Regions from separate parts of the Homo sapiens genome. Here region 1 is linked to region 2. The links are chromatin loops, found by intact Hi-C in ENCODE. Cell type or tissue: pancreas. All regions are shown on one strand. Each heading gives the region's core, and the rest is flanking DNA. Links, peaks and the distances in the headings are about the cores only.

Region 1 (15,774 bases), core at 2,219-10,218, 93 kb before region 2:
CTGAGACCCTGCGGAGGCCTCCACAGGCCGCCCCAGTTGCCATCATCTCCAGGGTTCAGAGACAGGCCTGCCACCTCCCTTTTCTGAAAAGATGCCTCTGGGTGCCATGCCCTGGGGTGGCACTGGAAGCCTGGGATGGAACCAGGAAGCTGGGACTGTGCGGGGACCCCCCTCACACCCCTCCACCAGCTGGCTTCCTGCCCTCCCTGTTAGCCATCACCCTCTGGTCACCAAGGTGCTGTGCCCGGCCCTGGGCTGGATGCTGGGAACCCAGAGTGAATTCGAAGTGGCCCGGCCCAGGGGAGCCAACGTGTGGCCCAACATGGACGCTCAGGACAGCTGGGAGACGGCACCGGCCGGGCCCAGGGCAGTGCCAGAGTGCCCACAGAGGCCAGCCCTGTCCCACTGGGCTTCACCTGCTCGTGCTGCCTTTCCCTAGAGCCCTGGGGGCTTCCTAGGAATGTGCCGCACCCGCCGCCCTGCTGCCCTGGCATTGGCCTAGGTGGGCGCTGCAGCTCCATGGCCCCACAGAGGCCGCTTGTCCAGGCAGGGAGGGCCGCTCAGGGCGGGTACCATGCCTGCTGCCCTCTCACAGGACTGCCTTCAGGGCATCCGGAGCTTCCTGAGGACACACCAGCAGGTCGCCTCCAGCCTGACCAGCATCGGCCTGGCCCTCACGGTACCCTCTCGCCTCCCTCACTGCCCCTTCCCACCTCCTGCCCCTCAGCCTGCCCAGCCCCCGACTCAGATGGAAGGGTGACCCGGGACAGGATCTCTGGTCTTGAGCCTCACTGGCTGCCAACCTCAGGGAGCTGCTCTGGTGTGACAGGGCCTGCCTCCTACAGCTGGGCCGCCCCCTTACACTGCAGAGTCCTGATGCTTCCTGGGGAGGGGCGCCCGCACCCTGGGGCAGTGGGGCAGCCGCGGGTGTCTCCCTCCCAGGTGTCCGCCTTGCTCTTCAGCTCCTTCCTGTGGTTTGCCATCCGCTGTGGCTGCAGCTTGGACCGCAAGGGCAAATACACCCTGACCCCACGGTAGGGCCCCCTGCCTGCCCCCACACCCTCTGGAAGGGTCCTCCAGCTCTGCTCGAGAGGCATCTGCTCTGCCAGCTGCTAGGAGGGAGCCCCGGGACCAAGCCCCAGGCTGACACTGTAGAGGAAACGCTTTGGGGGTGGCTGAGCACCAGGGTGGGGTGGGAGACCTGGAGAGTTTCCAGACCCAATGCACCGCACCCCATGGCCCACATGGGGACCCCCCTTTGCTTACCCCCAGGCCTTACCAAGACCTGGAGATGGATGCTTCTGGGCCTCCAGGTTATAGCCCCAGGCCAGGATCTCTGTGCTTGAATACCCCAGAGCTCCTCATGCTTAGGGGGCAGGGAGGGTCCAACCCACAGCCAGGCAGCTCTTCCTGCCCCCACGGAGCCTGGCCCGTCTCTGCCTGCCATGCCCATTAACCCACCCACTTGCTCTTCCTGGCCATCCAAGCCCTCATCCCTGGGTCCTCTGCATTCTACAATAGCCTCACAGTCCCGTCTAGAACATTCTGCAACAGCCTCACAGTCCCCCTAGAACATTCCACAGCAGCTCCATAATCCCCTCCAGAACATTCTGCAACAGCCCCATGATCCCCTCTAGAACATTCCACAATAGCCTCACAGGTCCCCTGTAGAACATTCCACCACAGCCCCATGATCCCCTTGCTCCTCAGAGCATGTGGCCGCCAGCCCCAGGAGCCCAGCCTCTTGAGATGCTCCCAGGGTGGACCCACACATTGTCTCCACTCCGAAGCAGTTGCTATTGGTCCAAGAGGATGCTCGGGTAGTCTTCGGTGGCTGCAGGAGAGCGATGCTGCGCCTCTGCCCCTCTCCTGCCACCTGGCTGCCCACAGAGGTGAAGACGCCCCTGCTGTCAGCCCTCATGGGATCCCTGAGGGGAGGGTCCGAGCTGTGAGGAGGGAAGGGAGTGAAGGCCCAGCCAGAGAGCCAGGCTCCATTGGGAACAGATGCAAGGGTAAGGGGTAGCTCACCAAATCCCTCCATGGGAACGGGCTGGGAGCAAGCACAAAGGAAACCACACTGGAGGCAGCAGCCCAGGGCAGACTGCAAGACACTGGTGGCCCACGGCCTGGAGGGCTCCACCCAGACACAAGCTGCACTGGTTTTCTATGCTGCGTAAGAAGCAGCATGGATGTAAGGACTGCAAGCAGTGCCCATTTATGATCTCGCAGCTCTCCAGGGCAGAAGTCGCGGTGGGCTCAGTGGGTGCCCTGAGCGGGGTCTCTCAGACTGACGTCAGGCCTTGGTGGGCTGCACTCTCACCTGGAGGCTCCGGGGAAGCATCTGCCTCCAGGACCATTCAGGCTGTTGACAAGTCAACTCCTCATGGCTGTAGGACTGAGGTTCCCAAGTCCTTGTCCCTGGTCCTGTGGTCCCTCCACCTTCAAACCAGCAATGGTGCATTGAGCAAATTGTGGTCAAATATACATCACATCAAATTTACCATCTTAACCATTGTTAAGTGTATGGTTTGTGGCATTAAATACATTCACATTGTTGTGCAACCATCACCACCATCTATCTCCAGAACTTTCCATCTTCTCAAGCTGAACCTCTGTCCCCAGTAAACACCAACTCCCATTCTCTGCCCCGGTCCCTGGCACCCACCATCCACTTTTCGTCTCTATGGATTCAGCTGCTCCAGGAACCTCATATGTGTGGGGTCACACAGGATTCATCCTTTTGTGTCTGGTTTATGTCACTTACTGTTATGTCCATAAGGTCCATCCGTGTTGTAGCCTGTGTCAGAATTCTTGAAAGAGAAATCTTATCAGCTTTCCCATCATCTCACAGCCACATGGTCCGTGATTAAGGCAGGACATTTAGTGGGAAGCGTGGAGCATTTTAGATATTCTGCCTGCCACACCCACTCTTACTGGACGTTCAGACCACGTTGATGACGAATTAGCTCTAATGGTCCCTAAATGTTTGCACAATTTGCTCAAAATTCTAAGTCCTGGGTGGAACGCCAAGTTGGCCCAGCCTAGGCCAAGGTCCTAATGAAGCCGACAAAAGAGAAGGAATGTCAAGGCCCTTCTAACTTCCATAGAGGGTGTGTGGCCCCATCTCCCACCAACAATCCTGTAATCCCAACACTTTGGGAGGCCGAGGCAGGAGACTGCTTGAAGCCAGGAGTTTGAGACCAGCCTGGGCAACATGGCAAGATCTTGTTTCTACAACAACAACAAAAAGAAAACATTAGCCAGGCATGGTGGCACACACCTGTGGTCCCAGCCACTCAGGGGGCTGAGGTGGGAGGATCTCTTGAGCCCAGGATGTCGAGGCTGCAGTGAGCCATGATCACGGTACCGCACTCCAGCCTGGGTGACAGAGTGAGACCCTGTCTCAAAATATAAACAAATAGGCGGGGGGCAGTGGCTCACGCCTGTAATCCTAGCACTCTGGGAGGCCGAGGCAGGCAGATCTCTTGAGGTCAGGAGTTCAAAGCCAGCCTGGCCAACATAGTGAAACCCCATCTCTACTAAAAATACAAAAAAAATTAGCCAGGTGTGGTGGCGGGCGTCTGTAATCCCAGCTACTGAGCAGGCTGAGGCGGGAGAATCGCTTGAACTTAGGAGGCAGAGGTTGCAGTGAGCCGAGATCGCACCATTGCACCCCAGCCTGGGTGACAAGAGCAAAACTCCATCTCAAATAAATAAATAAATAATAAAAATAAATAAAGTACAAAAAAATTAGCTGGGCATGGTGGTGGGTGCCTGTAATTCCAGCTACTCAGGAGGCTGAGGCAGAAGAATCACTTGAAGTCAGGAGGTGGAGGGTGCAGTGAGCCAAGATTGCGCCACTGCACTCCGGCCTGGGTGACAGAGCAAGACACCATCTCAAAAAAAAAAAAAAATTTAATATATATATATATATGTGTGTGTGTGTGTGTGTGTGTGTGTGTGTGTGTATACATATATACACATATATGACTAACTAAATAAATAAATGCTAATAAATAAAATAAATAAATTAAAATAAATCTCCAAACTAGAAGAGTAAGGACTAACAGGGCCAAGAGGTAAACTTTTGTGAATGTTCCAACCATAAGTGCTGCCCTCACTCTCACCCGTAGGCCCCCGGCCTGTGGATTCTGGTTTAGGGGAACGGCACCATTCACCAGGGTCCAGGGTCATATGCTGTAGGACTCTCTGCAGTCTTGTGGTGGCATCTTCCAGCTGAGCTCCTAAATAATCCTGAGTGGTCCTGAGAAGCCAGATCACCATCCCACAGGGGTGGGTCCTGTGGAGGGACAGGGTACATGGAACCCTAGTGAATCCCATGGGGTCTCCCCACTGCCCTGTCCTTTGGCTGTAAAGGCGATGCCTTGGCTGGAAACAGCAGTACGTGCAGGAGCAGGCAGTAGGCTGGGAAGGAAAGTGCCGGTGCCGGAGGAAGCAGTGCTAGTGGAGGGGAGTGGGTCCAGATCAAGAAGGGTTAAGTGCAGTCATCTTTCCCATCATCTCATAGTTGCACGGTCCAGGGATGAAGACAGGACAGTTAGCAAGGAGAGGGGAACCGGATCATTTAAGACCACAGCTGGAAGATGTCCCTGAATGTTTGCACAATTTGTTGAAGGTTCTAAGTCCCGGGTCGAACACCAAGTTGGCCCAGCCTAGGCTGAGGCCCTAATGTAGCTTGGCTAACAAGAGAGAAGGAATGTTGGGGCCCTTCTAACCTCCATAGGGGGGTGTGGCCCCCCATGAAGTGGAAATAGTGCCAGTGGGGGAGCATCAAGGAGCAGGGCCATATCCTATAGGACTTCACTGCAGTCTTGCGGTGGCATCTCCCAGCTGTGCTCCTAAATGATTCTGTCCCCTCCGCACTAAATGTCCTCCCTTCGTCCCTGGGAAAAGCTAGACCCTCTCCATGAAGGAAGGCGTCCAAAGCCAGTCAGCCCTTGGCCAGGTGACCAATCGGTCTCCCATGAGATGTGGTGCGCTTCTGCGGGGCGGGACGGCACACTGCTGACCTTGATCGGGCATCGGCTGCAGTGCAGGGGTGTCTGGAAGAGCTTGGTAAGCTGAGTCCCTGTGGCTGGGCCACGGCGGCTCCCCTCCCCTCCATGTCTGCCTCAGGGCAGCAACAGCTCCCTTGGGGCAGAGGCTGCCTGTCTGCCACGGGTTCCAAGAACCTTATTAGAGTACAGTACCCCATGCGCTTGACAGTATGCCCAGCCTGTCCAGCTACAGGACTCAGCAGACAAACAACACCCAGGTCAGACTACACCTGATGCCCATAGACAGGGCTCAGTCTCCACCCAGGCCCAGGGGAAACCGAGCGCTGTATATCCAAGCGAGAAGAGGTCCTGGACACAGAGGGCAAACTCTGCTCTCCTCGACGGGCACTGTGGCCTCCACCATGGCTTGGCTCAGGCTCCGAGGGCGCCTTGGTCAGCCAAGACCCCAAGAGGACCCTTAGGTCCCTGGGTCACAACTGAGTGGCTCAGTCCACACAGGAACAAGACCACATGGGCATCGTCACTGGCTGTGCCTCCTGCAGAAAGCAGGCCACCCCTGGCGTGCCTGGACACAGGGGAAGCACACACCCAAATGCAGGCTGTGTTTCCTCCAAAGAGTGCTGCGCACGGATGACTCAGGGTGCAGGACTGGTCCTTCACCACCACGGAGTAGGCATGCCCGGCTTCGTTGGACCCCAGAGAGAGCTTCAGGAGAAAGCAGGAGTCTCTGTTTTTACAGGGTTTCCTTCTCACCCTGCCACTCATGGTTTTTGTTAAAGCAACCTACAACTTCCTCACCTCCAGGTCATATCAGCCCAATGTCCTGTGGGCTGGGGAGACGGTCAAGGTCCACATGGGCTAAATTGTGGCTGAGAGCTAGGTTATTCATGTAATCCCAAGGCAGGTCCACGCTGCTGTCCCTCCCAGGTGAGAGCAAACCACCTTTATGGTTTTCTATATGTTGGGATAGACTGAAAAACAACAACAAAACAGGTGTTTGCTGGCGAAATAGCTGCTTGCCAGTACAAATGCCTGTGCTGATTTGTTCCAATTAAGAAGAAAACTGGTGCTTGCTTCAGCCACACATACACTAAAATTGGAACCATACAGAGAAGATTAGCATGGTCCTCCCTGCGCAAGGATGGCACGCAAATTCTTGATGCATTCCATATTTTTGGAACATACCTCAAAATAATAAGAGCCATATATGACAAACCCACAACCAATATCGTACTGAATGGGCAAAAGCTGGAAGCGTTCCCCTTGAAAACCAGCGCAAGACAAGGATGTCCTCTCTCACCACTCCTATTTAACATAGTAGTGGGAAGTTCTGGCCAGGGCAATCAGACAAGGGAAAGAAATAAAAAGTATTCAAATAGGAAGAGAGGAAGTCAAACTATCTTTATTTGCAGATAACATGATCCTATATCTAGAAAACCCCATCATCTCAGCCCAAAAGCTTCTTAAGCTGATAAGCAACATCAGCAAAGTCTCAGGATACAAAATCAATGTGCAAAAATCGCTAGCATTCCTGTACACCAACAACAGGCAAGCCAAATGAACTCTCATTCACAATTGCCAGAAAAAGAATAAAATACTTAGGAATACAGCTAAGAAGGGATGTGAAGGACCTCCTCAAGGAGAACTACAAATCACTGCTCAAAGAAATCAGAGATAACACAAACAAATGGAGAAACATTCCATGCTCATGGATAGGAAGAATCAATATCATGAAAATGGCCTCACCGCCCAAAGCAATTTATGGATTCAATGCTATTCCCATTAAACTACCATTGACATTCTTCACAGAATTAGAAAAACTATTTTAAAATTCATATGGAATCAAAAAAGAGCCTGAATAGCCAAGGCAATCCTAAGCAAAAAGAACAATGCTAAAGGCATCATGCTACCCAACTTCAAACTATACTACAGGAATACAATAACCAAAACAGCATGGCACTGGTACAAGAACAGATACGTAGACTGATGGAACAGAATAAAGAACACAGAAATAAAACTGCACACCTGCAACCATCTGATCTTTGACAAACCTGACAAAAATAAGCAATGGGGAAAGGATTCCCTATTTAATAAATGGAGCTGTGAGAACTGGCTAGCCATATGCAGAAAATTGAAACTGGACCCCTTCCTTACACCATATATAAAAATCAACTCAAGGTGGATTAAAAACGTAAATGTAAAACCCAAAACTTTAAAAACCCTAGACAAAAACCTAGGCAATACCATTCAAGACACAGGCATGGGCAAAGATTTCATAACAAAGACACCAAAAGCAATTGCAACATAAGCAAAAATTGACAAATGGGATCTAATTAAACTAAAGAGCTTCTGCACAGCAAAAGAAACTATAAACAGAGTAAACACACAGCCTAAGGAATGGGAGAAAATTTTTGCAACCTATGCATCTGACAAAGGTCTAATATCCAGTGTCTATAAGGAACATAAACAAATGTACAAGAAAACAAACAAACAAACAAACAAACCCATTAAAAAAGTGGGCAAAGGACTTGAGCAGATACTTCTCACAAGATGACATACACGCGGCCAACATTTGAAAAAAAGCTCAACATCACTGACCATTAGCAAAATGCAAATGAAAACCACAATGAAATACTATCCCACACCAGTCAGAATGGCCATTATTAAAAAGTCAAAAAATAACAGATGCTGGTGAGGTTGTGGAGAAAAAGGAATGCTTTTACACTACTGGCAGGAGTGTAAATTAGTTCAACCATTGTGGAAGACAGTGTGATAATTCCTCAAAAACCTAGAGGCAGAAATATCATTCTACCCAGCAATCCCATTGCTAGGTATATACCCAAAGGAATATAAATTGTTCTGCCATAAAGACACATGCACGTGTATGTTCACTTCAGCACAATTCACAATAGCCAAGACATGGAATCAAGCCAACTGCTCATCAATGATAGACTGGATAAAGAAAATGTGGTACATATACACCATGTAGTACTATGCAGCCATAAAAAGAAACGAGTTCATGTCCTTTGCAGGGACATGGATGGAGCTGGAGGCCATTATCTTCAGCAAACTGACACAGGAACAGAAAACCAAATACCGCACGTTCTCACTTATAAGTGGGAGCTAGATGATGAGAACACAAGGACACATGGGGGGAAACAACACACAGTGGGACCTGTTGTTGGGTTGGGGGTGGGAGGAGGGAGAGCATCAGGAAGAATAGCTAATGGATGCTGGGCTGAATACCTGGGCGATGGAATGATCTGTGCAGCAAACCGCCATGGCACATGTTTACCTATGTAACAAACCTGCACATCCTGCACATGTACCCCTGAACTTGAAAGCTGGAATTTTTTTTTTTTTTTTTTTTACTTTTTAAGCTCTTTTGTTAAAAACTAAGACACAAACACACATAGCCTCGGCCTGCACAGGGTCAGAATCATCAGTTTCACTGTCTTTCACTGTCACATCTTGACCAGTTTTGTGACCGGAAGGTCTTATGGGCAGTGACATGCATGCAACTGTCATCTCCTGTTATAGCAATGCCTTCTTCTGGATACCTCCTGAAGAAACTGCCTGAGGTTGTTTTACATTTAACTTGTTTTATATATAAGTAGAAGGAGTACACTCTAAATAAAAAGTATAGTAAATACATAAACGAGTAACGTAGTTGTTTGTTATCATTGTCAAGTACTGTGTGCTGTGCATAAATATATGTGCCAGATTTTTATATGACTGGTAGCACGGCAGGTTTACTTACACCAGCATTGCACAAAACACAGGAGTAATTGATACGGTTTGGCTGTTTCCCCACCGACATCTCATCTTGAATCGTAATTCCCATAATCCCCATGTGTTCTGAAAGGGACCCGGTGGGAGGTAATTGAATCATGGAGGTGGTTACCCCCATGCTGTTCTCGTGATAGTGAGTGAGTTCTCACAAGATCTGATGGTTTTATAAGGAGTTTTTCCCCCTTTCATTTGGCACTTCTCCTTGCTGCTGCCATGCGAAGAAAGACCTGTTTGCTCCCCCTTCCACCATGATTGTAAGTTTCCTGAGGCCTCCCCAGCCATGCTTAACTGTGAGTCAATTAAACCTCTTTCCTTTATAAATTACCCAAGTTCGGGTATGTCTTTATTAGCAATGTGAGGATGGACTAATACAAAATGCATTGTGCTACAACATCATTAGGTGATAGGAATTTTTCAGCTCCACTATAATCTTATGGGACCACTATCACACATGTACCCGTTCTTGACCAAAGCATCCTCATGCTGTGCACAACTGTACTCAGCCACCGGCTGAGTCCCCACATTGGTTTCCTGACGTGTGGGGTGAGGGCCACTATTGTGGGCCAACTGGAAGCCATTAGAGGTGCCTCTACCTAGAAAAATAGTCAAAAGCGATACAATAATAGTCAGTCAAAAGCTGCATTTCCAGAGGAATTTCAGAGGTTAGTGCCACCATCAAATACCTGAAAGATGCAGGGGCAGTGATCCCCACCACAGCCCCATTCCACTCACCTATTTGGCCAGTAGGGAAGACAGGCGGGTCCTGGAGAATGACAAGGGATTGTCCTAAGCTTGACTCCAACTGCAGCTGCTGGGCCAGATTTGGTTCCATTGCTTGAGCAAATTAGCTCATCTCTTGCTACCTGGTGTGCAGTTATTGATCTGGCGAATGTGTCCTTCTCCACCCCTGTCCACAAGGCCCAGCAGAAGCCAGGCCAGCAATGCACCCTCACTGTCCCACCTCAGGGGCCTCTCGCCTCTCCAGCCTGTGTCAGAGGTAATCCTCAGGGGTCTGGATCACCCTTCCCTTCCCCGGCATGTCACACTGGCCCATTACACTGATGACATTATGCTAACTGGACATAAGGCACAAGAAGCAGCAATTATTCTATACTTGTTGGTGTCAGAGGGTGGGAAATAAATCCAACTAAAATTCAGAACCTTCTACCTCGGTGAAATTTTTAGGAGTCTAGTGCTGTGGGGCCTGCTCTAAGGTGATACATAGATTGTTGCAACTGAACCCTCCCACGATCAAAAGAGAACGACACCAGGTGAGCCCGTTTGATGTGAGGAAGACAGGTTCTTCCTCATTTAGGTGTCTGACTCTGGCCCATTTACTGAGTGATTTGAAAAGCTGCTAGTTTTGAATGTGGCCCAGCAGCAGGTCCAGGCTCTGTGCAAGCTGTTCTGCCACCTGGGCCAATGACCCAGCAGATCCAGTCTGAGGTGTCAGTGGCAGACAGGGACACTGTGTAGAGCCTTTGCCAAGCCCCAGTAGGTGACTCATAGCTCAGGCCCTTACAGTTTTGGAGCAAGGCCCTGTCATCATCCACAGATAACCACTCCGTTTTGAGAAACAGGTTTTGGACTGTGTATTAGTCTGTTTCACACTGCTATAAAGATATTACCTGAGACTGGGTAATTTATAAAGAAAAGGGGGTTAGTTGACTCACTGTTCTGCATGGCTGGGGAGGCCTCAGGAAACTTACAATCATGGCGGAAGGGAAAGCAGACACATTTTACATGGCGGCCAGTGGGAGAAGAATGAGCAAGACAGGAACTACCAAAACTTATAAAACCATCAGATCTCGTGAGAACTCACTCATTGTCATGAGGACAGCATGGAGGAAACAGCCCCCACGATCCAGTCACCTCCGGCCAGGTCTCTCCCTTAACACCTGGGGATTACAATTCAAGATGAGATTTGGGTGGGGACACAAAGCCTAATCATATCAGCCTGTGTCTAGGTCTTCATAGAAACTAAACACTTGACCAAGGGCCACCAAGTTACCACATGGCCTGAGCTGCCCATCATGATCTGGGGATTATCTGACCCATGTTGCTATAAAGTTGGGCGTGCACAGCAGCGCTCCATTTGAATGAAAGTGATGTATTGTGATCAGGCTCAAGCAGGTCCTGAAGGCAAAAGTAGGTTACGTGAAGAAGTGGCCCAAATGCCTGTGGCCCCCACTCCTGCTCCAGGTGCCTTCTCTCTCCCCACCTGCATCTGTTGCTGCACAGGGAGGTCCCTCTCATCAATTGACATGGGAAGAGAAGACTCAGGCCATACTTACAGGTGGTCTGCTCGATATGCAGGTGCTATCAGAAAATGGACAGCTGCAGCCCTACAGCCCCTGCGGCAGAGGCAAAGGATGGAAAATTCCATTCCAAACACGAGAAATGGGAAGGAAAGGACTAACTGAGCATGACCAAATCCAAAACCCAACAGGACAAAATTAAATCTTAAAGCTGAAGAATAATTTTCTTTGACTCTTTGTCCTACCTTCTGGACACACTGGGACAAGGCTCCTGGTGGCCCCACTCCTACGGCTTTGTGTGCCTGTGGCTTTCCCAGGCTGGTGGTGCATGCTGGTGGCTCTACAGGTCCCGAGTGTCCTCTGCTCCCTTGGCACCACTACACATTGTCCTGTGGGGACTCTCCATGGCCCAAACCTGTAGCAGTTCTCGGCCTGGGCCCCAGGGTCTCCATGACACCCAGTGGAATCCAGGAGCAGGAACTTTTCCTCCACAGCACGTGCACTCCGTGCATCTGCAGAGCTGGCACCGTGCTGACACCATCGAGGTTTACCGCCTGCGCCTTCTGGGCTGGCAGCCCAAGGAACACCTGTACCCACGTGAGCCTCCATGGGGGTGGGCCAGGAGTGATGCACCAGCTTGCAGGGAGGAACAGAGATTGAGGCAAGTCTGGGCAGCACGCCCCGAGGTCTCATGGAGGCCCTGGGCCCTTCTTTTGAAGCCATTCTGCCCTCAAGACCCCGGCACCCTGAGCCTGTGATGGGCATGACAGTCTGGAAGGTCTCGGAAATGCCTTGGGGGTCATTCTCCCATTGTCTTGATGAGCAGCTTCTGACCTCCTTCTACCCGTACTAATCTCCTTATCCAAATTTGCTTGACTACACCCTTGCTATTCTCTCCTGAACATGCTTTCTTATTCTTTTTTTTTTTTTTATTATACTTTAAGTTTTAGGGTACATGTGCACAATGCGCAGGTTTGTTACATATGTATACATGTGCCATGCTGGTGTGCTGCACCCATTAACTCGTCATTTAGCATTAGGTATATCTCCTAATGCTATCCCTCCCCGCTCCCCCCACCCCAAAACGGGCCCCAGAGGGTGATGTTCCCCTTGACGTGGGCAGGCTAAGAGTTTTCCAAGTCTTTAAGTTTTGTTTCCTTTCTATTATCAATTCTTTAACTCATTTCTCTTTTCTCGCCTTTTGCTATAAGCGGTCAACAGAAGTCATGCAGTACCCGGAGTGCTTTGCTTAGAGATTTCTTCCAACAAATATTCTAGTTCATCGCTTTTAAATTCTGCCTCCCACAAAGCCCCAGGGCATGGACACAATTCAGCCAAGTTCTTTGCCACTTTGTAAGAGGGACAGCCCTCCCCCAGTTTCTAATAAGATAGTTCTCATGTCTGTCTAAGACCTCACGAGAATGGCTTTGACTGTGTGGATCTCCACCAGCATTCTGATCACGACCACTGAGATCATTGCTACCAGCCCAGAGGCTCTCTCTACAGCCCTGCCCTCCTCGGCCTGCACTGGAGTCACCTTAGCACCAACTCCGTTCGCAGGAGTGTGTGCTTTTCCAGCGTGCACTTCAAAACGTTTCCAGCCTCTCCCGTGACCCGGTTCCGGCTCTGCTGCCACATTTTCAGGTGTTTGTTACAGCAACAGCCCCGCTTCCTGGTAGCAATGTCTGTCTTAGCCTGTTTGTGCTGCTGTAACAAAGCACCATAGAATAGGTCATTTATACGTCATAGAAATTGATTGCTCACAGTTCCAGAGGCTGGGAATCCTGCACTGCAGGTGATGTCTCGAGAGGACCTTCTTGCCGCGTCCTCACATGGCAGAAAGGGAAAGGGCACACAGGCACCGAGCTCATTCCTCGCCCTTTTCTAAAGCACTGATCCCACCCAGGAGGGCGGAGCCCCCACGGCCTCATCGCCTTCCAAAGGCCCCACCTCTCACTACCGTTGCGTTGGGGACTTTTCAACATGAATTTTGGAGGGACACAAATATTCAGACCACAGTAAGCCATGACTAATGCACACAGAAAACTGAAGTTTCAGGATGTATTTGCTCTCATTCCTCTCCATCAACTCAATGGCAGCTGTCAGAAGGCTCTCAGACTTGAATGGGCCTTAATCCCATCTTTGTCTTCTGTTGATCGGTCCAAGTCAGGCATTTTATTGGGCCTTTGTCTCCCAAAGCTTGTTAAAATCCTAACTCTTGGAGCAGTTGGTTTTTCTGCCCTTGCGGTGCTCTGAATTTCTGGATCCATCTCTCTGTTCACTTTCATCTCTGCTTGTAAGCTGGGCCTTCTTTCTCAAGCTGGTCTCCGTCTCGTGTTGCGGGACCTAACACAAAACTCGCAATGTGGTGTTTTCCCACTTCGCCCCTTATGCTCCTGGCTGAGCCTTCTTGTATTCAGCCTGCCAGGTCACCAGGAGTGATTTTAGCAAGTTTGCTGCTCCAGCTCCACCAAGTCCCCATCACTCGGGCCCCCGGTGCCTGCTCTCTTGGCAGCAGCTGGGTTTGGGGGTTCCGACTGCTACCACAATACAGCCTGGCCTGTCCTGACTAATACAGAAGCAGGCTCTGTGAAGGAGGGTGCTGCCATAAGAAGAAACGCAAATTAACACGTATCTACACAGTCTCCGTGGTGCACAACAGTCAGCTTTTCCTGCTTATGTGTCTGGGCTCTGCTTGACTGATCTTGGCTGGGTGCATTCCCAAGACAGCAAGTCGTGGCTGGCCTCGGGCACAGGAAAGGGCGAGAGACTGGGGTCACAGATACAATCTAGCATAGGGGGACAGATAACTCAATGTTTAAATTCATAGGGTGCTGGACCAAGAGAGGGCATATCCAAACCTGATGTGCTCATCCATCGGAGATGCTGGGTCTGGAGAGGGTGTAGTGACTGGGTGGACTTTGGCAGGTCAACAGAGGGGTGGATGGCGGAACAGACGATACCATGTGTTCACCACACTGTTTCTTCCTCCTAGGCAAATGGAAAGACTGCATTTCCCAGTCACCTCTATGGTTAGTGTGGTTGCATGAGGGTCATGTGACCGAGTTCTGACCTGTGGGATATGGGAGGAAGCAACGTAAGCTACTTCCCAATCGCCCTTCCCTTTCCAAGGTGACCTTACAGGACACACGTTCCCAAAGTCAGCTCAAAGATGAAGAGTCACTTGACCACCATATGCAAGTGAAAAATAACCCCGAGACCTCAGGGGGTATTTGTTAACTGCAACGTAGCCTACTTTCAAAGCATGGTTCCTGGACCAGCTGCATCACCCGGGAATGCGGTAGAAATGCAGATTCTCAGGCCCTGCCCAGGCCTCCCAAATTAAGGATGCTGGGGTGGAGCCTAGCAATCTGCGTCTAAAAAGCTCTCCAGGGCAATCTGAAGGCTGTTCCTGGCCAGGCACAGTGGCTCATGTCTGTAATCCCAGCACTTTGGGATTACTTGAGAGGACCTTCTTGCCGTGTCCTCACATGGCAGAAAATGAAAGGGCACACAGGGGGATCGAGGCGGGTGGATCACTTGAAGTCAGGAGTTGGAGACAAGCCTGGCCAACATGATGAAACCCCATCTCTATTAAAAATACAAAAATTAGCCAGGTGTGGTGGTGCATGCCTATAGTCCTAGCTACTCAGGAGGCCGAGGCAGGAGAATTGCTTGAACCCAGGAGGTGGAGGTTGCAGTGAGCCGAGATCGTACCACTACGCTCCCGCCTGGGCGACAGAGCCAGATTCCATCTCAAAATAAATAAATAAATAAAGGCTGTTCCAACTATATAGGAGTTCAGGATACTGGCAAGGGTGTGATTAAAGTGAAGGACCAGGTGTTCCCAGCTGTGCAGGCAAAGAAGTGCAGTGAGGAAAGCATGCAGTACGGCTGCGTAGAGCACTCCCAGCAAAGCAGGTGGGCAAAGCAAACACACAGGGCCTGGAGGTGTGGAAGGGGTGCAAGGTTTGGACTTTAAATCTCAGAGAGGAAGCAACCCAAAATTAAAGAGACCCCAGGGATGGTGATGGGCACAGTGGGGCAGATGAAGTTCACTGGACAGGGGAGGTCAGGGGCCTAGGGGCCGTGGTGTGGGGTTGCTTGTCCCAGCTGGGATGGACACAGGAATTGGGCTGGAGAAGATGTACATGAGGTGGTCTTGTCTAAACCCTGCACATCCAGCTCCAAGCATGCAGGTAAATTCCCCCGGAACCAACTCCCATGCCAACGTCAGACTCGAACAAGTCCAAGGATGCTGAGTAACAGTCAGGGTTCTCCAGAGAAACCGAGTCAGTAAGATGTGTACATACACACAGAGAGAGATTATTGTAAGGACTTGGCTCACACAATTACAGAGGCTGAGCAGTCCCAAGATCCGTAGTTGGGAACCTTGGAGACCCAGGAGGACTGATGGTGTAAGCTCCCGTCTGAAAGGCAGCAGGCTCAAGACCCAAGGAGAGCCAATGTTTCAGTTTGAGTTTGAAGACAGGAAAAAACCAATGTCCCAGCTCACCCAGGTAAGAGGACTTCCCTCTTATTTGTCACGCGCCTCTGTGTGAAGAGACCACCAAATAGGTTTTGTGTGAGCAATGAAGCTTTTTAATCACCTGGGTGCAGGCAGACTGGGTCCAAAAAAGGAGTCAGCAAAGGGAGATAGGGGTGGGGCAGTTTTATAGGATTTGGGTAGGTAGTGGAAAATTACA
Region 2 (15,774 bases), core at 4,395-12,394:
TCTGGTGGCACCAGGACCCCTCAAAGTGCACCTGGTGCAGTACAGAGCGCTCTATGCCTTCCCAGTAGGGCTAGGGTGCCATCCCTGCCTGGGCGCACCACCCAGAAAGACGGTGCAGGGCAGGCAGTCGGGGACAGGCCCCTGGAGCCAGGGCTGGAGGGAAGCCAGGGGTGGGTAGTCCCAACCCTGAGACCACAGCAGGGAGGGCGCCACGGTCACTGTGCACGCTCCCTTTTTGCCTGGCCAGGCGTCCCAGCAGGGTCCTGCACAGGTCAGGCTGGAAAGCTAGGCCCCTGGGCTCGGCCAGAGCCCTGCCCCTACCCCTTCAGCTTCAGTTCGCCAGCTCAGATCCTCTGTCACTGGCGCCAATGGCACATCCCCGCTTAAAGACAGCCCGATACCCACCAGTGATCAGGACAGGCCCCCGCACCTGTGGGCGGTTTTCCGCAGCACCTCCCCCTCGCTGTCCCTCCTCCGCTTCTCCATCTTGCTCAGGAAGTTCTCCTTCTGGACTGTCTCCCAGGTGACGACCTTCTGGTCCAGGGGGTCTGGCAGGTCTCTCTCTGGGAAAGCCAGGTGGCAGCCAGCATTACTAGAGCATGTGGGCGTCAGTGGCAGAGCCCAGGCCTGGTCCCGGGGCGAGGTGGGCCAGGCAGAAGGAGTGAGTGGGGCCCAGCCAGGGATGGAGGGCAAGCATGGCCCTGTGCAAGGACGGCCAAGCTGCGGGTGGACGGGCTCAGCTGTGCCAGCCTGCACAGAGCCCAGCTGAGGACCCACAGGGCTGAGGAGGGGTCCAGGTCTCTCCAGACCTGCCTCCAGCGCACAGCCCCGCCCTGGGACCCGCCACCTCGGCCTCACCCAGGTGCTCCCGCTTGTGCTCGGCCTCACCCAGGTGCTCCCGCTTGTGCTCAGCCTCCTTCTTGAAGACCCGGCGGAGCGTCAGGCTCAGGTGGCTGAGCAGGATGAAGGGCGGGGCCAGGGCGGGGCGCTCGTGGTACTCCACAATCAGGTTGTAGCGCTGGAACTTCCAGAACATGTCTGCGTTGCCCTGCACCACCTGGAACGTGTAGCTGCAGGGGCACAGCTGAGCCGTCACCTACCGGCTCCCCACGACCACTTGGGGGACGCATCCCCCTGCACCCTGATTGCTGTTGGGGAGCCCTTTTTGAAACTGAGGCCCAGCACTGCTTCTGCGTTGCCTCTGGGGTGTGTCACGAGGGGTCCACTCTCCTTGGGTCTTCCCCTGTCCACTCTGCTCTCCTGGACAAGCCCAGAGTTCTTGCCACAGCACCGGTCCCCCAAAGACCCAGGCCCTGCTTCCTGGGACTGGGAGGGTGGCCCACAGAGTTCCCGGTCTTGGGCAGGCAAAGCCCTGCAGTCCAGGCTATGCCACCTTCTATCTGCCCTGAGGCACCAAGCCTCACCCTCTGCAGCACACCAGGTGGGTTGCAAAGGAGGCGGTGTTGGGGAATGACCCTCTGCTCCCTCCGCTCCAGGGCTCTCTCCTCCAGGGGTTGGGTGGAGTCACCTGAACATGGCGATGAGCAGGTTCATGAGCAGCACATTGGTGACCAACAGGAAGGTGACCAGCAGGAGGATGACCAGCCAGTTGGCATAGAGGCTGGGGCAGGATGGTGAGTCCTCCAGCAGCAGTGGGTGGGTGGAGCAGTTCACACGGGCTTCTGGAAAGCAAGGGTGCTGTGGGGACCAGACCGGGGGCAGCCACAAGGGCGGCCTTAGGCAAATGCCCCGAGATAGAGCGCTGAGTCCTGGTGTTGAACCCAGGGGACGGGGTGCTGGTTGGGTGACCCACTGTCCCAGTTCACCCAGGGCGGCCTGGGTTTTAGCAGTGAAAGCCCCATCACAGCAAACCAGAACCAGACGGGTGGTGAGCCCCACCCTGGGCCCCCTCTGCCATGTCTGCTGAGCTTCCACCAGGGGCTGGAGTCAGCCAAGATCACAGGCCCTGGAAGTAGAGCCAAGACCCCTGGAGGGATGGAAGGTGGGGGACAGAGGGGTCACGGGACCCAGGTTTCTCCTGGTTGTTGGATGTGTTAAAACCTCCACCCCTCCTCCGAAAAAAGCCTCTGCTGTTGAAGGTTTGGGGAGAGCTGCCGAGGAAAGGGAGATGGGGCCCAGGACTTCTCAGAGCCTCTACAGCACTAATGCCTGTGATTAAACCCCAAGCTGGCAAGTAATTCCGCCACCTTTCCAAAATGTATTGAGCCAGCAGGCTCCAGACTGGGCTTGCTGCAAGCTCTGAGGGCACCGATCCCGCACTGGGCCACTCAAGTCAAGAACATTCTTCAGGCGGCACACTCTGGGAGCTTGCAGGCTGAGCTCCCTCGGCCCTGGGCAGGGACACCCTGGAGGGGTGGCAGATCTCACTCCAGTCCCTTAAAACCAGACCCTCACACCTGCTTCTCCCTTGTAGGGCTCAACCCTGGACCCTCACCCCACCCCAGCCTGCGGGGCAGGAGGAGGGAGGAGGGAGGAAGGAGCCGCAGTGGGCGTCAGGGTGCTCAGGGTCCCAGCCAGAGGCCAGAGTGTGCCCTGGCCGTCCAGGACCACATATCCCCTCCATATCCGAATGGGAGCTCCGCTCTCTCCTCCCTCCCCAGCCTGCACGCTGGCGTGTGTCTGTGTGAGCCTGTACATGTGATTGGATGTGCCTGGCACACATGCTCATGTGTGAGTCTGCGTGTGAGCACACTGGCACACACGGGCACATTCAAGTGTATCTTAGTGCCTGCCAGCTCCAGGTTGCCCTGCGGTGGGTTCTGGGGGGTCTCCTTGTTCCCAGGTTCCTGCCTCTGTGCCTGGGTCCTGAGCTGGAGGGGTCCGTTCTCCCTCCTAGGGTGAATTCCTGCCTTGTTTCTCCCGAGTGAGTTAGTGTGACGCGTTGGCCCGTGTGTGAGTTATTGAGTGTCTGTGTGTGCACTGGCAGTCAGTGAGCGCCAGCCCTCCCCACGCTCCCACCCTAGGCCTGCCCCTCCTCTGTCCGCCCTGGCCACCTCCAGCCCATGAATCTGTTCCTGGGCAGACTGATGACCCCCTCTCCTCCCTGCACTCTGGAGGAGCGGGCCGGGGCCAGCCTGGAGAGCCTGTTTGTGAAGCCGTAAATCTGTCTGATAAAGGCAGCTCTGAGGAATGAGACCCCCACACCCTCCCCGACTCTGTGATTTGGGAAGGCGCCACCAGGCCGGGCTGGAAATTAAATTGTCCCTGGGGCCTGGAGACCCAGAGAACAAGCTCGTCACCACAGCTCAACCCCAGCTCCGGCTCGGCACGAGTGCAGAGTGGGGCAGGGGTCTGTTCTGGGCTCTGAGGAGACCTGCAGGCTGTACAGGAACTGTCTGAGCCTCAGTCTCCCTCTCAGCCCAGCATGTGTTAGTGAATAACTCCCTGCCTAGCAGCATGAGGGGCTGGGTCACAGTGAGTGGCTGGGGTTCAACCTGAAGGGCCCAGATACTTGCTCGGCAGCTGAACGGAGCCCAAGGAATTGCAGCTCAGGGAGGGGAAGTGACAAGTCTGAGACTCTCAGTGGGCGGCCGGGGCTGGCCCTGTTGCAGGCGTTTCAGCACGGGGCTCTGAGATCCCCGCAGCACCGCAGACCTCCCTGAGGCAGCACTCGGAGCAGGGGCCCCTCGGGAGTCTGTTTCCCTGCCTTCTCCCGTCGAGAAGGAGGCTATGGCCAGGCCTGTCTCCTCATACGAGTCGCTGAGACTGGCCCACCAGAGATGCAGCCACTCAAGAAAGAGGGGACCCCCAACCCTGCCCTGGCTGGAGGCGCCCGTCTAGAGCTCCTCCTGCCCCGAGGGGCCCTGCGGACGGGCAGTGCTGGAGGCCGTATGGTGAGGGCGAGGTGGGGTCGCAGGCAGGCAGGGTCTGGTTAAACTAATGGCCTGGAAAATGAATGCCTGTGATGAGCAAACACCAAAATGTCAGGAGGGGCTGCGGGGGCTGAGAAAACAGCCCAAGGAAATGAGCCGCGCTGGGAGAGGCGGTTTCCATCACGGCGTCGCCCCCGCCTGTCCCCGGAGGCCTGTGTTTGCTCCGGTCTGGCCGTCATCCCCTCAACAAATATTTATCGAGGGTCCTGAGCGCCACTCCACAGAGGTCGGGGTCAGGCCTGGGCAGCACGTTGTGCCATGACTGCCCCGTGCCGGGCAGCCCCAGCCGCCTGACACCGCCTGAGCAGTTTCCCTGCACCTTCTCTGCCGGGTCTCCAAGTCTGCGGCACCCCTCGAGGGCCCCAGGGGCGGGCTGGCTGCTGGTCCACCTTCCCAGAGGGGTGCGTCCCTTTCCAGGTTGGGGCTCCTCACTGAGTCCCAGCCATCCCAGGGGCCTGCACAGGTCCCTGCCCCACCCCAGAGCTCCCCACCAACCCATCACTACAGAGGCCCCCATGGCCAAGCGGCTCTGACCCCCGCCCCCTCCCCACTGCACTGGCTTATGAAAAAGTTTCCAGAGCCTCCACCAGCCCCAGCCAGCTACAGGGGTCGGCCTGGGGACACCCATAGGCATGGGCAGGCCACACACACACATTGGGGTGGGTCCCCAGGAGCAGCCAGGGTGCCTTTAGGAGCGGCCAAATGGCGAAGGGGCCTTGCCAGCAGGACGGCGTAGGGGCTCTGGTGGGTGCCCTAGGCCAAGCAGGGCCCTGTGGGAGGGCAGAGGCCAGGGGCTGTGAGGAGAGCTGGAGGGCCCAGACCCCGGATGATGGCTGGGACAGCCTTTGGGCCCACTCTGTGCCCTTAGTGCCTGCCTATCCCTTCCCCACCGATAGACCACCCCCAGAGCAAGACTTGCTGCTTGGCCTCCCCAAGCAGGAGGCAGCCCTGGCTGCCTTGGGGTCTCCTTGTGTCTCCTTCCCAGCCCAAGGCCCCAGGTCCCAGGTCGGGGCTCCGTGACTGGAGCTGCCTCTACCTCAGGAACCAGGCCTGGCCCTTTGGGGTGTGGGGGGCCTGGGGACCAGGCCTCAGCCACTTCTCCCATCTCTGCTCCAGGCTGGGGTCTCCATGGCCCCAACAGACCTCTCTGGAGAGCCTCATGCCCAGGGCTTGTGCACACAGGGCTCCAATTTCTCCCTGCCCCTGCCCCCGCTGGCTGTGTGCAAACCATCAATCTCGTCCAGTGGGATCTGGCCGAAGATCTGCAGGTAGGGCCGGTAGAGCACCCGGCGGAAGATCCACTCCAGGCGGCCGTCATGGGGGTGCAGCAGCGCCTGGGTGGTGACACCGTAGGCCACGAGCCACACGCTCAGAAAGAAGAGGAAGAAGAAGACGTCCTTCATCTCCACGGGGCAGGGGCAGAGAGAGGGACGTCAGCGGCCAGCCGGGTGGGGCCCAGGCAGGGGATTGCTGTCCCTCCAGGGCCAGGGCCAGGGCCCCCGGGGGCTCACCATGCGCTCTACCACGATGATCTTGGGGCCCAGCTGCTTGTGTATGGCAAAGATATGGATCAGCCGCAGCGTGAACACCATGAAGTCCATGGCGAGGACTGTGCGGCCAGCCTCAAACGCCGACGGCAGCATCCTGGAGGATGGGAGGCTGATGCGGCTGCGGGGCCCAGAGAGGGGCAGAGGCTTCCCCAGGGGCACACAGCATGCTGGCTGCGGGCAGGGCCAGGGCCAGGCCAGGACTCCTTGGGCCCTGAGTGGCTTCATCTTTTGTTTATTTATTTTTAAGAGACAGGGTCTTGCTCTGTCACTCAGGCTGGAGTGCAGTGGCATGATCACGGCTTGCTGCTGCCTCAACTTCCCTGGCTCAAGTGACCCACCCACCTCAGCCTCCTGAGTAGCTGGGACCACAAGTGCCACCGCCACACCCAACCTGAGTGGCTTCATCTGGAAGCCTGCCCACAAGCCGCCCTGAGGCCACACGGCCTCTGGGCCCCACAGACCTGCAGGTGACACCCACGATGAACAGGAAGATGGCCACCATGTCACACTTGTTCCAGTTGTCCCCCACATACAGTGTGAACTTCTTCACCAGGTGTGTGTCCTCGTCTGTGAAGAAGCCCTGGGAGGGAGGTGGGCAGTCCACTGACAGCTGTCCAGCCGCCCTCGCTGGGGACAGCCCTACCTGGACAAGCTTGGATCTGTAAGGATCAGGGTTCCATCTATGACCAGGGCCGAGGCTACCAGTGGGACTAGGGGTCCACTGAAGCTATTCCAGGGCTGTCTGGGGACAGAAGGTGAGGTCAGTCTCCACTTGGGGCCAGGGCCTCTTTGTGCCCAGGGTCTAGGGATCAGTTTATGCAGTGTCTGGACTCAGTCCGTGATACAGGTCAGGGTTCAGACTCTGACGAGGGAGACCATGGTCATGCTCAGTCTGGAGCAGGGCTCAGGGCTCGGTCTTTGACCAGGATCATGGCCGCTGGTGACTGGGAAGATGGGAGGCCCCCATGCTGTTCTTGTTTTACAGTTGGGGAGCCCCACCCTGCGAGGGCAGGACCCAGCTTAGGTTGCCCAACCTGAAGCTGCAGAGTGGAGGGGACCTAGGCTAGTGTGGCCACCGACCTGCCGGATTTCCTCCAGCACCAGCGTAAAGACCCAGAAGTAGAGGGTGACCTCGGGCCCTGAGGGGCCCTGGGGGGGCGGCCTGAAGTCCACCAGCAGGACGTAGGTGAACAGGAAGAGGAAGGCGAAGTACATGACCACGTTCCCCAGGAACACAGTCACGGGAGCGCCCCAGAATTTCCGCCAGCGTGTGAGCAGGAAGACAGCACGTGGGCCTCGGTCACCCTGAGCCCTCGGCGCCTCCACCAGCTCCTCCACCCTGTGCCGCAGAGAAGTTCGCAGTGGTGAGGCTGGCGCCCAGCCGGGTGCCCCACCAGAGTCCAGCCTCCCAGCCACCACCCGCCAGTCCCCTCCACCCTGCCTGGCCCTGTGCCTCGCACCGGCTCTGCAGGCCATACAGCGGGCTCTTCTCCGTGTCCAGGCTGTCCAGGTCCTGCAGGTCCTCCAGGCCTGTCCTCAGGGGAGCTTCCTCACTGCGAGCACAGGAGAGCTCAGGGCCCGCAGGAAGGGCTCCCAGAGGCGCCTGCCTGGCTCCAGGCGCTTGGCCATCAAAGTGCCCACTGGGATGCAGGGGCTGTGGGGAGTGGGACCCGCAGGGAGGCTGGACTTGGGGGCTACAGAGTCAGGCTACCACCAGCACCTGCGAGGCCCAGGCCCTCCCCGTAGCTCCGGCACTCGCACTGCTGCCTGTCCTGGCCGGGCAGCTCACAGGCCTCACCCACCTGAAGGTGATGAGGTTGGTATAGACGAGGGCGGGGCAGAGGAAGGCTCCTAGCAGCCGCAGGATGGGCGTGCCTGCGGCCATGTCCCCCCACCAGATCCTGGTCAGGAAGGCCTGAGGTGAAGGCAAAACTGTCGGCTCCAACTCTGCACCTTTGCCCAGGCTGCGCCCTGCCCCAGGAATGCCCTTCCCCCAGGTGCCTGGCCCACGTGAGCTGAAGGGGTGCCCAGCCCAGCCCTCCCTCCCGGAGCCCCCGTCCTGGTGGGCATGTGCTCCTTGGGCCACTCATCCCAGGGGTGTGGGTTGAGCTGCTGTACCCTTCACTAGGGAAAAGATTGGGCTTGGGGGTTGGGGAGGACTGAGAGGAGGAAGTGCCACTTCCACTGAGGCCAGAGGCAGGAGGAGTGTGCCTGGTGGAGGAAGCCAGGTGGGCGCCTTCCAGGAACAGAAGCCCCACCCCGCCCCCTCTGTGCTGAGGACGGGAGTGACAGGGCAGCTGCAGGCTGGGAAGTCAACTCAAGCTGGGCCCAGCTCGCCCGCCCACCCCACCCCCTGGCAGCTCTCCTCGAGGACAGCTGGCACTCACCTGAACGCCGTCGTGGGCAAAGAAGGCCTTGGCGTCAGCCTCGGTGGCCAGGTGCAGGCAGGTGGTCTTGCTCCAGCAGCGGTTCCGGCGCACCAGCAGGGCGAAGGCGCGGGCCTCACTGTTGCTGTAGCACTCGGAGAAGAGGTCTGCCCCCGGAGGCCCTGGCCGCTAGGACGAGACGCCGATGCCCGGCCCGGCCCCCGACGCCCCTCCTCCATCCCCTGCCCAGACCTGGGCTCTGCAGCCGCACCCTGCGTTCAACACGCAGGGCCCAGCCAGGCCTTCTGCCCCCTCCGGCCTGCTCCGGGCCCTTCCTGAACCTCCGTCCTTCTCCGGCTCTGTCCCTCCCCCAGCAGGACAAAGGGAACCTCTGCCACGCTAAATGTCCCTCGTCCTGCGGCAGGGCCCAGTGTATGCCCGGGGTGTGAGGCTGTATCGTCCTCACCACGTGCACAGCGGTCCCACACTCAGGGTCTGGGGCCGCCTCCACCCCAGGCAGAGCCGTCTGTCCTCTCCTATGGAGGAGGCCCCTGAGGGCACCTGGAGCCCCACGGCGGTAACAGGCAGCCCTGGCGAGGCCCAGGACCCTTCGTCCGACCCCTCCGTCACATCCTCCCCCGCGCGCGGGCCCGGCCCCAGCCGCCGGTCACTCACCAAGGGCCAGCCGCTCGTATTTCGCCTCGCGCGTGGCTCGGGCCGCCTCGGCCTCCGTCTCCAGGTGCGACATCTCTTTGAGGATTTTGCAGGCGGCCAGTGCGGCTGCCACACCTTCCTGGCCCTACGAGACCTGGTCTCAGGAGGCCGCCCCTCCCCTGCCCCCGCGCTGGGCCCGCGGCCTGGGCTCACCATGGCCCAGAAGTAGGTGGCCATCTCGTGGCGGTTCTGCAGCACGGCCCACAGGAACAGGTCCCGCCAGGGGTTCTCGCTCTTCTGGTTCAGGTCCAGCAGCCACTTCTGGCCCGTGGGCCGCTTGGCCGGGCCCTTCTCCTGGAGGACACGGGCGTCGGCCTCCTGCTGCGGCCCCAGCCTCGCCCTCCATCCCCACGGAGCCCCCGCTCACCGCCCTCCTGCGGTCCCCTGGCCGGCCGTCCTGGTAGAAGCCTCGGCAGGCGTCCTGCAGGAAGTCCTTGAGTACGCGGGAGACCTCGTGCAGGGAGAAGGCCGGTGGCCCCGCGGGTGGCTCCCGGGCCTGCTGGGTGCCCAGGCCGGCCAGCGTCAGCCGGGCCTCCTCCTGCTTCCGCTGCAGCAGGTCGAAGAGCAGGCTCTTGCGTGACACGGAGCGGTAGAGCTCCTGCAGCCGCCCATACGTCAGGAAGTCGGCCACGTCTGCGCCGTTGTCCACAAAGAGGCGCACAAACTCGGGCTTGTTGCTGACCAGGGCGTCCACCATCACCTCCTCCAGGTCACAGGACTTGGCGGCCATGGGCACCCGAGGGAAGGGGGACAAGAGAGTGAGCGAGAGACAGGAGGAGGGGGTCCAAGGAAGGAGAGAGCAGGGAGCATGGGGATCCATCCCCAGGGCCAGGTCACGCAGACCCTCTCGCTCTCCTGCACCCCAGCCTGCCCCCTGCATTGGGGCGGGCACAGAGGGGCCAGTCGTGAGCAAATGCTGAGGGTGTCACAACCCCCTTGGGCTTTGGGGACAGCCGGCACCCAGCCAGCTCTGCCTGGGCCAGTGAGCGAGGCAGAAGCCCGGGCAGAACCGTGGCCTGGTCTTGCCCCGGACCTTGGGACAGCTGGGCAGAACGGGCTCAGCCAAGCAGCCCACAGGGTGCAGGAGCAGGCAGCGTGGGCAGCTCGGGCAGTGCCATGATGGGGAGGTGGGTAGGCAGGGCTGGGAGGCACCTTCCACTCCACGTCCCCATTGAAGATCTCACTCTTGGCGATGTCCACGCGGTCCCAGGCCACGGCCAGCTTGAGCTCATCCAGATAGTCCTGAGGCTCCTGGCTGTGGCTCTTGCAGGCTGTGGGCAGAGCAGGCAGGCACTGGTGAGGGTGGAGCTGAGGGCCTCACAGAGCCGGGGCACAGGGTCCCCAAAGGTGCGCTGCCTAGAGACGCGGAAACGGGAACTTCACGCTGGGACTTGAGGGGGCACATGCGCCACCTCTGAGCACCAGCAGGAGGCACGAGACTTTGTACAAACCGCAGGAGAAAGCGTGCTGCCCTGGTCTGCGTCGGGACGGCCCGTCTGCTCCCATGTGAGGCAACTTCCTCGGCTGCAACGGGGGTACCCCAGCTAACACCTGGGCCTCGAGGCCACTTCCTGGCACTGAAGGTCCAGGACACCCTTCCTGGATGTTGTCGGGGGAGCAAGCTGGGCCACGTTTCCTCCACGGGCAAGGGCATTTGGCCATGACTTGGTGAGGTCACCAGGGTCACTCAAGGGGGGCCTGCAGCACCTGGGCTGGGTGCGCCTGCTGGAAACCGCTGTCCTCACCAGACTCGCACGTGAGGCTCACCAGCCTCAGCCTCCACAACCATGGACCCCGTAAGACTACGGTGCCTCTCTCAGGCCACTGGGACCAAACTGAGACTGGTGAGAAGAGGCGGGGGAGTTCCTAAACGGGGAGGTTTCTTTGACCTCCTTGTCCTGGTGAGGTTTCTAAACCCAGAGCCACCCGCAGTCCAGACACCCTTCCCAGAGCGTCCCCTCAAGGTGTCCCCAGCCCCTGCTTAGCAGTGCCTCTCCCTGCTGGGGCTGTGTCTGCCTGCCAGCGTCCAGCCCTTCAGCACGCGTTCGTCTCCAGCAAAAAGCACATCAAATGCTCATCAAAATTTTCCATCAGCGGGTGAACAGACGCATCAACCACGGTCTGTCCACAGGCTGGAACCTGACTCCGCCTTACAAAAGGAATGAAGCATGGAATGGCATACGCTTCAACACGGAGGAACCGTCAAACCCTCCCGCTGCCTGCAGGGAACCATGGACACGAAATGCCCGTCAGCAAATCTATAGAGACAGGAAGCAGATCGATGGTTCCCAGGGGCTGGGGGAAATGGGGAGTGAGTGCCAAGGGGTATGGGCTCTTTCTGGGGCGATGAAGGCTTCTGGAATTAGATAAAAGTGATGGTCGCCCCACCTCACGAATATACTAAAAACCACTGAATTGGCTAGTGCGGTGGCTCACGCCTGTAACCTCAGCACTTTGGGAGGCCGAGGCAGGCGGATCACGAGGTCAGGAGATCGAGACCATCCTGGCTAACACGGTGAAACCCCGTCTCTACTAAAAATACAAAAACAAAATTAGCCGGGCATGGTGGGGTGCACCTGTAATCCCAGCTACTTGGAAGGCTGAGGCAGGAGAATCACTTCAACTCGGGAGGTGGAGCTTGCAGTGAGCCGAGATCGCAGCACTGCACTCCAGCCTGGGCGACAGTGCGAGACTCCGTCTCAAAAAACCGAAAACCAAAACAAACAAAAAACAACCCCCCCACCAAAAAAATACCACTGAATTGAGAGCTTTAAGTATAGTTTTAAGTTGTGGTAAAAAACACGTCATAAAACTTGCCAAATACAGACAGCTTCATGAATCATGTGTCATCTTTCCTGGGAAGGGGCAGGCGGCCGAGCGTCACAAACATTGGCCAGGCTGCCAAACCCCAAAGCGGCTCTGAGCATGAAGCCCCCCAATGGCGCCTGCCTTGCCCACCCTGCCCGCCCTCACCTTTCACCAGCGCCTTCAGGATGACCGTGTCCAGCTCCTCGGAGCCCTCCTGCTCGAAGTCATACACGGTGAGCAGGTGCTGGTGTGAGGTGATGTTCTGCAGCTGGGCACCAGAACAGAGCCCCCATGGGGCCGCCTCAGCCAGGACGGGGGCAGAGGCAGGCCGTGGTAGACACCAGCGTAGGCACAGGCAGCGTCCCCAGGTGAGCCTTGCAGCCTGCATGCCCACCGCCCACCGGGCCCGGCCTGGGACCACCCGCAGACCAAGGGGCTGCCTGGGTCTCTCTGCTCCCTGTGGGCCTGAAGCGAGAGTGGGTGGGGGGCCCAGCAGCCTGAGGTGGGAGGAGTGGGCTGGAGGCTGCATTGCAGGAACTCTCCCAGAGGACCAGCCCCACCCCCGGAGGAGGGGTCGGGAGGACAGGGGAGGGGGCAGCACATACCAGCTTGGTCCAGCGCACGATGTCCTCCCAAGAGAAATGCTTGCTGGGGAACTTCTCCTTAAACTGCTTCTCGGCCACCTTGGGCACCAGGAGGTGGGGCTGGTTCACTAGGGCAGCAAGCACATCGGCGATGCCCCCCGAGCCTACCAGGATCAGCCACGGGGCAGCCTGCTCCACGGCCCTGGAGATCCTCTGAGACGGGGAGGGAGGGGAGAGCGGACCCCAGATTAGCCCGACGACATCTGGATGCAGGTGTCAGGGGTGCCCCCATCCCTTCAGCCCTGTCCCAGGGGTGCCCAGAACCCACCGCACCCCTCCACAAGGCTTCGGCCAGCCAGGGGGCCTCAGCCAGGCCCCTACCTCCAAGGTGTTGGGATCACCATTGACCAGCAAGCAGAGGACAGGGATCTCGATGCTGCCAGTGCCTGTGGACAGGGCACCCGTGAGGCCTGAGGACCCTCCGCCTGGGGTGACCACCCGGATCTCAGGCTCTCAGGCCACCACATTTTCTGGCCAAAAGCTGGCTCTTCCGAATAAAGTGTGGGCTTCGTCTGGGCCACGTGACACAGGCTGCTTATTACAGCCCCTGCCATATGAGGGCCGAGGGCTCCAATGCTAACCTACACTACCCAGCACGCGCACTTTGTGGCAACAGCTGGCATATGGCTGTTAAAACACAAAGTGACGTGGAAGAAACGGAGCACCCAGCCCTACAGGTGCACTGCCACACTGCACGCGCTCATGCTGAGCATGGCAGAGGCAGCATCTCGACCATCGAGGGAGCTCTGCTGGGTGGGCTGCGCCTGACCACTCAGCAAACTGAAGAGGTACAGGAGGGAGTCTTCAGGTTTCTCCCCCAAACAGAAGCTGGAAATGAGATGTCTATATGTGAAGCCCCCAGAGAGGCCTGGACCTGCCCCTGTCTTCTGTGAGGGAGTGAACTGCCTGGAGGTGCCTTAGAATCACCCACAGGGAACTGGGCTCGCAGGCGGGCCCCTGACTTTGAAAGGTGCCTCCTGATTGAATCTGGAGGATAAATCAGGCCTGGCCAAACGGTGCCCGGGCCAGCAGGGCTTCCGCAGAGCAGAGCCAGACCCTCCGCCTGTGTCCCTAGAGTTTGACGAGACTTTGTGTTTTCAATTCTAAAGAGTGCTCAGTTGACCGGGCACAGTGGCTCATGCCTGTAATCCCAGCACTTTGGGAGGCCAAAGCAGGCAGATCACCTGAGATCAGGAGTTCAAGACCAGCCTGGCCAACATGGTGCAACCCCGTCTCTACTGGGAAAAAAAAAAAAAAAAAAAGAGCCGGGCATGGTGGCACATGCCTATAATCCCAGCTACCCGGGAGGCTGAGGCAGGAGAATTGTTGGAACCTGGGAGGTGGAGGCTGCAGTGAGCCGAGATTGCACTCCTGCACTCCAGCCTGGGGGATGGGGGACAGAGTGAGATTCTGCCTCAAAAAAAAAAAAAAAAAACAGAGGGCTCAGTTGGCCTTGCCAAGAAATTACAATTCTGTTTCTAAATATTGTATATTGTTCATAGATGTTATAAATAATTATATGCTTTGTTTATGAATATTATTTACACACTAGCGTTTTCTTAGTAAGTCCAGCTTTTGAACGTGCGACTGGCCAGAGGTGCCCATTTCTCGGGTGACGCTGCCCTCTGGCGGCAGCATACCTCACGCCTGGCGGCGGGAAGTAGCCCTCTTTCAACTCACGATCTCATTTTGCCTCTTAGAGTCCCGGAGCCTCTGACCACGGCAAGGCCCAGTGAAAACAGAACTGCACCTGCTCTGGTGGGAATGTCACTGTCCAGTCAGAGCCACTCTGTCCAGCTGTGCCTCCTTCACCACTCTGCCCAGACAGCTCCTCCTCCCAGGCCCCCACGGCCCAGGCCCCCACGGCCCAGGTCTCGGTGCTCAGGCATGCGGGGTGCGTTCTGCCTGGGAAGCCCTCCCCCTTCTCCCTGGCGGTCACCCCCACTCTCCCACAGGCGGGTCCCTGGATCCCCACTGGGTCCCAAGGCTTCCCTGGGTGGCTGGGGCGGGTCTCACCCCCGTAGCCCGCCCTCTGCTCCGAGATGTGCTTCTCCAGCCTCAGCCGCAGCTCCGTCAGCCCATCGCCCTTCCCCGGGGGGCCTGGCTCCACCAGGATGAAGTGGGAGAGGTTGCTGTCCAGTGAACAGAGGGGGCCCTGGCTGCCGCCGTCATCCTCAGGGTAGTGGACAGGAAAATCCTCCTGCGCCCATGCAGGGAGACGAGGCTGAGCCCTCGAGAGGCAGCTTGGGCTGGTCCCGCTGCGGGATCCTCCCTGCCAGGCCGTGCACACCACGCCATGGGGCCCCGCACAAGGCTTCTGCCCGAGCCTTGGTTTCCCCACCCTTCAGACAAAAGGAGGGACGAACAGCTGGGGCCCGGGGACCCTCCTTCGACAGTCAGGGGCAGGGGCGGTGGGGAGCGGGTTCTTTTAGACAGAACCATGGAGACAGCCCAGGCTGCCGGGAGCACCTCCTTCCCGACTCTAGGGCTGGCGTCCAAACATCCACCAGGGGCTGCCCGGGCCTCCCTCGGTAGTGCCTTAGACAGACCCCAGCATGGGGGACGGAAGCTGCTTGCCCAGGCTTGGAAAGGGCTCGGGGCCTGGGCCCGTGTGGTACAGGAGGGGGTGAGGGCCCGCGCCACAGTCTACGCTGGCCGTTCCCTATGCGGTACTGCCACCTGCCGGCCGTGTGCTGGCTCTGCCCGCTCCCTGCTCTTCCTCCAGCTCGAGTCCTGTCCTCCCAGAGCTCTGCCCGCTGCCCAAACCCTTCTGAGCCCCTGCCTCCAGGCCCCCAGCGGTCGTGGTGCTGGGAGCTGGACGTGCACCTGGGCCTCCTCCAGAATGCGGCGGTGCAGGACGCGGCCCAGCGAGGCCATGCCGACAGCAACCACACGGACCTTGGTGGACGTGCTGGCCAGCGAGTGGTCGCGCACGGCCTGCCCGACATGCCTGGCCAGGCCCACGCGGAGGGCACTGGTCAGGATCCAGGCTCCTGTGGGGATGGAAGAGGGCCTCGTTGTGCCGCACGCCCCAGGTCTTCCCTAGCTGGCCCCACGCCCTAACCCCTAGGCCCAATCAGCAGCCAGTTACCTGGGAGCCAGGGGTGGGTGCTGGGGAATGCCTCACGGTGGGGTGGGGAAGCCGAGGCCCAGAGAGGGCAAGGCACCCACCCAAGGCTGCTCAGCAGCAGAACTGGCTGGGCCCAGAACCTGTGAAGTGGCACCCCCACCCCACCTGGAGCGCACAAACTGGGGTCCAGTCCCCCCACCGTGCTCCCTCCGGGACACATCCGACACAACTCTGTCCAGCTGCCTCTGCTGGGTGAGAATCCCAGGATGTTTTCCCAAATGACAAAGCCCTCGGCCCTTGTCTGGCTGGAAGATCTCTTTGGGTTTGCCACAGTCATTTAGTGAGGGATCCTGAAACCTCAAGTCCTTTTCTCCTGGGTGTTGTATAGGCCAAGCTGCCTCAAAAAACAGCCCAGCCATTGGACTCTGGCCCCTGCAGCTGGCGGCCCGACTGCTTCCCCAAGGGGTCCCACCCTGTATACACCCGGGTGCTCTGGTCCCAGGTGAGTGGGAGCAGGGACATCTCATGGCGGCCCATGGGCCCTGCTAGTGGAGGGGGCAGCTCTAAGGAAGGGCCAGGCCCAGCTGGGGGAGGTCCTGGTCCAGTACGTAGGCACTGCTGCACCTGTGGGTACTGCAGAGGACGGGCTGAGAGTTTCGGGAAATGTTCTCGTGATGGCCTGGAGAGTCAGGGGGTCTGGCTGCCGTGTGGGGTGGGAGCATTGCCTGT

What was found. A loop is a pair of places that touch in the nucleus more often than their neighbours do. Peaks named below come from ENCODE experiments on the same cell type or tissue, not always from the same donor. Only the 100,000 strongest peaks of a DNase experiment are listed, where the experiment ranks them.
Region 1: it touches region 2 in a loop (5-fold over the local background); 6 of 110 quality-filtered maps call a loop at or near these places.

Annotation. Positions count from the first base shown.
Region 1 is chr11:2,315,634-2,331,407 of GRCh38, forward strand. It overlaps TSPAN32 (tetraspanin 32), which reads left to right. Exons shown (of 10, transcript NM_139022.3): 7 at 596-679; 8 at 943-1,034; 9 at 1,711-1,892; 10 at 2,230-2,571. The coding sequence ends at 2,291. It overlaps CD81-AS1 (CD81 antisense RNA 1), which reads right to left. Exons shown (of 3, transcript NR_108080.1): 2 at 13,930-14,141; 3 at 13,116-13,670. It also overlaps the pseudogene RNU6-878P. Among named protein-coding and RNA genes, the nearest start is that of TSPAN32, 22 kb to the left of the region's middle. RefSeq lists an enhancer at 12,946-13,447. In pancreas, for the core only: no CTCF peak of the experiment used is centred there; no DNase peak of the experiment used is centred there; H3K27ac peaks cover 873 bases.
Region 2 is chr11:2,406,231-2,422,004 of GRCh38, forward strand. It overlaps TRPM5 (transient receptor potential cation channel subfamily M member 5), which reads right to left. Exons shown (of 29, transcript NM_014555.4): 8 at 14,802-14,968; 9 at 13,992-14,175; 10 at 12,297-12,361; 11 at 11,937-12,128; 12 at 11,497-11,599; 13 at 9,676-9,794; 14 at 8,891-9,241; 15 at 8,677-8,817; 16 at 8,485-8,608; 17 at 7,831-7,976; 18 at 7,246-7,358; 19 at 6,904-6,996; 20 at 6,524-6,782; 21 at 5,905-6,023; 5 more. Among named protein-coding and RNA genes, the nearest start is that of TSSC4, 13 kb to the left of the region's middle. RefSeq lists an enhancer at 7,878-8,378. In pancreas, for the core only: no CTCF peak of the experiment used is centred there; DNase peaks (open chromatin) are centred at 8,186, 8,351, 9,101, 12,051 and 4 weaker places.